Linked DNA regions of Homo sapiens: region 1 is linked to region 2. Evidence: read pairs that join two places in POLR2A ChIA-PET (ENCODE). Cell type or tissue: A673. All regions are shown on one strand. Links, peaks and the distances in the headings refer to the core of each region. The heading gives the core; the rest is flanking DNA. Region 1 overlaps GPN2 (GPN-loop GTPase 2). Region 2 overlaps ARID1A (AT-rich interaction domain 1A).

The links. Peaks named below come from ENCODE experiments on the same cell type or tissue, not always from the same donor. Only the 100,000 strongest peaks of a DNase experiment are listed, where the experiment ranks them.
Region 1: POLR2A ChIA-PET joins it to region 2 with 5 read pairs; 3 of 35 experiments call an interaction of 5 or more read pairs at or near these places.

Annotation. Positions count from the first base shown.
Region 1 is chr1:26,876,724-26,879,530 of GRCh38, reverse strand. It overlaps GPN2 (GPN-loop GTPase 2), which reads left to right. Exons shown (of 5, transcript NM_018066.4): 5 at 1-2,807. GPN2-AS1 (GPN2 antisense RNA 1) reads right to left here. Exons shown (of 2, transcript NR_199049.1): 2 at 1,286-1,413. Among named protein-coding and RNA genes, the nearest start is that of GPN2-AS1, 2.0 kb to the right of the region's middle. In A673, for the core only: a CTCF peak has its summit at 1,382 (motif pointing right); a DNase peak (open chromatin) is centred at 1,410.
Region 2 is chr1:26,763,811-26,766,560 of GRCh38, reverse strand. It overlaps ARID1A (AT-rich interaction domain 1A), which reads right to left. Exons shown (of 20, transcript NM_006015.6): 9 at 195-340; 10 at 1-104. Among named protein-coding and RNA genes, the nearest start is that of PIGV, 23 kb to the left of the region's middle. In A673, for the core only: no CTCF peak of the experiment used is centred there; no DNase peak of the experiment used is centred there.

The sequences.
Region 1 (2,807 bases), core at 224-2,723, 110 kb before region 2:
CTGGCCAAAAAGCCAGACATGGTGCCAAGCAGAACACCCCCCATACTGTCAGTGGTGTCCGTGAGCTCTGGGCCCTGCCACCAGAAAGTCGAGCACTGGTCCTAGTCAGGCTGTGATGAAATGTGCTACAATACAAGAGTTTATTTTCTACTTTTTGTGACTTCCAAACTTTTCTTCAGTCTTCCGGGCCCAGGGGTTTGGGGAAGAATGAGGGAGTGTCACCTAGCCTTGGAATAATCAGTATTTCCCCAAAGCATATAATTCACATTCAGTCACATAGGATTTACATTCAGTCTCCAGTCATGTGTTTTTATTAATCTTCAGTTTTTGGTTCTGAGGTTTGTTTTTTAAAAGATGGGGTCTTGCTATATGGCCCAGGCTGGACTCAAACTCCTGGGCTCATGTGATCTTCCCGCCTCAGACGCCTGAGTAACTGGGACTACAGGTGTGAGCCACCATGTCCCACAATTTTCAGTTTTAACAGAGCCTCAAGCTTCAGCTTTCACAGGCAACACTTCCTAACTAGAACTTTGTTAATGTTTTATATTCACTGTATTTGTTTTATGGTTTTATTCTATTGTTGACAAGTGTTAACTAGTTTTCCATTTACAGTAGTGGTTAAAAGTTTACTTCAAGGCTGGGTGCGGTGGCTCACGCCTGTAATCCCAGCACTTTGGGAGGCCGAGGCAGGCGGATCCCAAGGTCAAGAGATCGAGACCATCCTGGCCAACATGGTGAAACCCCATCTCTACCAAAAAATTTTTTTAATTAGCTGGGCATAGGTGGCGCGTACCTGTAGTTCCAGCTACTTGGGAGGCTGAGGCAGGAGAATCATTTGAACCCAGGAGTCAGAGGTTACAGTGAGCTGAGATTGCACCACTGCACTCCAGCCTGGTGACAGAGCGAGACTTTGTCTCAAAAAAAAGGTGTACTTCAAAAATGAAATACAAGGCTGGGCGTGTTCACTCATGCCTGTAAGCCCAGCACTTTGGGAGGCTGAGGCGGGCGGATCACCTGAGGTCAGGAGTTCGAGACCAGCCTGGCCAACATGGTGAAACCCCTCTCTACTAAAAACATAAAAATTAGCTGGGCATGGTGTTGCACGCCTATAATCCCAGCTATTGGGGAGGCTGAGGCAGAAGAATTGCTTGAACCCAGGAGGCGGAGGTTGCAGTGAGCCAAGATTGTGCCTACATTCCAACCTGGGCGACAGAGCAAGACTCTGTCTCAAAAAAAAATAGTAAGTTGTGTAAAGAAAAATATTAATTATATAATATGGCAGTTCCTATGAGAGTGTGGCAAAAATCAAGAGGGCTTGGAAGTTTTTTCTTTGCTCTTGCAACTGGCTGGATGCAGTTCATATATTTTTCAACCAGTAGGTGGCACCCCAACCTAATTTTTTGCAGTTGTAACCTGGTGGCAGAAGGGGCAGGACTGATGGCTTGGGCAAGACTGTTATGCCAAGTTTTATTTGCATGTATTTGGACTTTCTTTTTTTGGAGACAAAGTCTCTCTCTGTCGCCCAGGCTGGAGTCCAGTGGCACAATCTCGGCTCACTGCAACCTCCGCCTCCCAGGTTCAAGCAATTCTCTGCCTCAGCCTCCCGAGTAGCTGGGATTACAGGCGCCTACCACATGCCCGGCTAATTTTTGTATTTTTAGTAAAGACGGGGTTTCACCATGTTGTTCAGGCTGGTCTTGAACTACTGACCTCATGATTTACCCGCCTTGGCCTCCCAAAGTGCTGGGATTACAGGCGTGAGCCACTGCACCCGGCCACATTTGGACTTATTAACACATATGAAGTGCTTGGTATTTTAGAGTGCTTCCACACACACAATCCTCATTAGAGATAGACAGGATGGGGAGAATTAATAAGCCATTGCCCGTGTTACAGTGAGGAAGCAGAAAGATGAGAAGTTTGAACTTTGGTCAGCCTGGCTTTCTCATAACCCATTTTGCTGACTAAATTGCGAGTATCCCTCCTTTGGTATATTTATTGGTGAGAAGTCACAGCCCTTGTCCCACAGGTTTTGCAGCCAATCAGGAGAAAGAAATTAGGCACCTGTAAAGTATTACTGAATCATAGATAGTTCACCAGTGGTTTGGGCAGTTGGCAAATTAATTTAGGGACATCTGTTCTGAAACAGCATTGAAATAGGACTGACTGCTTTGCTTTCTGGTTGTGGCAGCCAGAGCCAAAGGCAGATGAATGAGGGGCTATGAGGAGGCTACTGTGGCTGGAACAGTATGAAAGCAACCTCAGCTCCCACGCCTGGCTGTAAAGGGGATAATAACTGGGTGCTGCTTCCCAGCCTCTTTCATCTGAGAAGTTCAAAGCACCTCACCCCTATTAACACCCCACAGAGTAGGTAGGAAGTACCAATAGAGCAAGCCAGGAAAACTGAGGCCAGGAGGCACAGCCTGGGGCTAGCTGTGAATCACCTGTGGGGCCTAGAGCCCAGGAATCCTGACGCCCAGGCTACTGGACAAATCCTTTATCAGGGCATTAGGGTGGGTGCTATGCTTTTGAAAGCAGTACCAACGGCTGTGGTCGTGGGTTTTGATGCTTGCCACTCACAGAGGCCCCAGCTCTCACCATAACAAACCAAATGGGGGCTGGAAGGCATCCTTTACAACTTTATGGTCTCGTATGCAAGCACCCTCAGCATTCTCTGCACCCATGGAGTGGAGATGGGTGGGAGTAATCCAAGGCCTTTATTTTCAGGCCATGGTTTGACAGCAAGGGTATTTTCTTCCCCAATAAACGTAGCTTCTGTCTACCTTCCACTGGCAGCAAAATGATTT
Region 2 (2,750 bases), core at 1-2,500:
TTTGGATTCTGTCTTGGGTGTCCCATCTGCCTTGTTGTTCATTTTGGTGGCTGGAGTTAACTTTACATCCCCAAGGCCCATCATCTCTGGGCTGGCTGCCATCCCTGTAAAAGAGAAAAAAATTCTCAAGTCCAGTAAGTTTAGCTGTGATGTGACTCTTGAAGAAATCCCTAGTGAGAATGACTAGCACTTACCTGCAGAATTGTTGGCCATGGTTCCACCCATGGAATATGGGGGTCCCTGAGGGTTGATCATGCCAGCCATACTATTAATCCCTTGTCCATAAGGAGGTCCAGTTCCCATCATGCCCCCTTGATTCATATTGGGGTAGCCTGGCGGCCTAAGGAAGAAGATGGAAAGTGAGAGAGACAAAGGTTAGACTCTGAGCTTTTAGATTTGAACTGGAGCCAAATAGTGCTGTGTGATCATCTAGTAAGGATTAAAAGGAAAACATTTATGGGTCCCCAAAACTAGAACTATGCAACATCCAGATATTATTTTTCTTTAATTTATTTTCTTGAGACAGGGTATTGCTCTGGCACCCTGGCTGGAATGCAGTGGTGTGATCATAGCTTACTGCAGCCTTAATCTCCTGAGCTCAAACAATCTGCCTTCCTCAGCCTCCTGAGTGCCTAAGACTATGAGGCATGCACCACCATGTCCAGCTAACACCCAGATTTTCTTTTTTTTTTTTTTGAGACAGAGTTTCACTCTTGTTGCCCAGGCTGGAGTGCAATGGTGAAATCTCGGCTCACTGCAATCTCAGCCTCCCAGGTTCAAGCAATTCTCCTTTCTCAGCCTCCCAAATAGCTGGGATTACAGGCATGTACCACCACACCCGGCTAATGTTGTATTTTTAGTAGAGATGGGCTTTCTCCATGTTGGTCAGGCTGGTCTCGAACTCCTGACTTCAGGTGATCCACCTGCCTCGGCTTCCCAAAATGCTGGAATTACAGGCATGAGCCACCGAGCCCGGCCAACACCCAGATTTTCTTATCTTCTACCTCCCACGAAAGATACTAAGAGAGTTCAAGCTCTAGATAGCAAACAATAGTTCAATTTTTTTTTTTTTTGAGATGGAGTCTCGCTCTGTTGCCCAGGCTGGAGAGCAGTGGCGCGATCTCAGCTCACTGCAAGCTCCGCCTCCCGGGTTCACGCCATTCTCCTGCCTCAGCCTCCCAAGTAGCTGGGACTACAGGCACCTGCCACCACGCCCGGCTAATTTTTTGTACTTTATTAGTAGAGACAGGGTTTCACCGTATTAGCCAGGATGGTCTCGATGTCCTGACCTCGTTATCCGCCTGCCTCAGCCTCCCAAAATGCTGGGATTACAGGGGTGAGCCACCATGCCCGGCCAATTTTTTTTTGAGATGGAGTTTCACTCATCTCCCAGGCTGGAGTGCAATGGCATGATCTCGGCTCACTGCAACCTCCGCCTCCCAGGTTCAAGCCATTCTGCCTCAGCCTCGTGAGTAGCTGGGATTACAGGCGCCCACCACCATGCCTGGCTATTTTTTTGTATTTTTAGTAGAGATGGGGTTTTGCCATGCTGGGCAGGCTGGTCTTGAACTTCTGACCTCAGGTGATCCACCTGCCTCAGCCTCCCAAAGTGCTAGGATTACAGGAGTGAGCCACCGCACCCGGCCACAATAGCTCAATTTCAAAGGGTGTAATTCTTTGAAGCAGAGCCCTGCTGTGTCCTTTAAGTACTGCCTTCCTCAAAGCCACCTCCAAAGTCAAGTTGTATTTCCATTTAAGGGCCCTGTCTGTGGCAAAAGGCATAGATGAAATGCTGAACTGTACCACTTTTTGTCATGCTAAATCCCAACCAGACTGGAACCCTCAGCATAGCACCCAGAGGTGGCTTTGCATTATTTCTTGAGGGGCCCAATGCAAACTTTGCACTTCCATCATTCTGAAGTTCTACCAAATCCACCTCTTTATAGTCAATCGCCCTATTCTACCTTGGTTCATCAACAACAACTCAGTAAGATTTAGTGGCTAAAGAAGTTGTTAAACCTAATCACATGAGCCTTCTGTACTCTAGCACCAGAGTCAACACGTAGGACCACATAAAACAGTAGGAGAAATGGCAAACCACAAGCTTACCATTTGCTATTTCTAACACCAAAGATCCAAGACATATGTATCATTAAGAATCCTTTTGGAAACCAAAAAGTTGACTGATAGAAGTTAAACCACCTACTCTGAACACTTATTTTGCACATCAAAATAAGCAGTCTTTAGCCCTGGCAACACACTGAGACCCCATCTCTATTTAAAAAAAAAAAAAAAAGGCCGGGCATGGTGGATCATGCCTGTAATCCCAGCACTTTCAGAGGCCAAGGCAGGCAGCTCACTGGAGGTCAGGATTTTGAGACCAGCCTGGCTAACATGGTGAAACCCAGTCTAAAAATATAAAAATTAGCAGGGCATGGTGGCGGGTGCCTGTAACACCAGCTACTTGGGAGGCTGAGGCAGGACAATTGGTTGAACCTGGAAAGCAGAGGTGGCAGTGAGCTGAAAGTGTGCCATTACACTCCAGCTTGGGCAACAGAGTGAGACAGTCTCTAAATAAATAAATAAATATAAAAAATAAAAAAAATTAGCTGGGTGTGGTGGTGTGTGCCTGTAGTCCCAACTACTCAGAAGGCTGAGGTGGGAGGATCACTTGAGCCTGGGAGGTCGAGGCTGCAGTGAACTGTGGTCATGCCACTGCAATTCAGCCTGGGGAACAGAGCAGGGTCCTG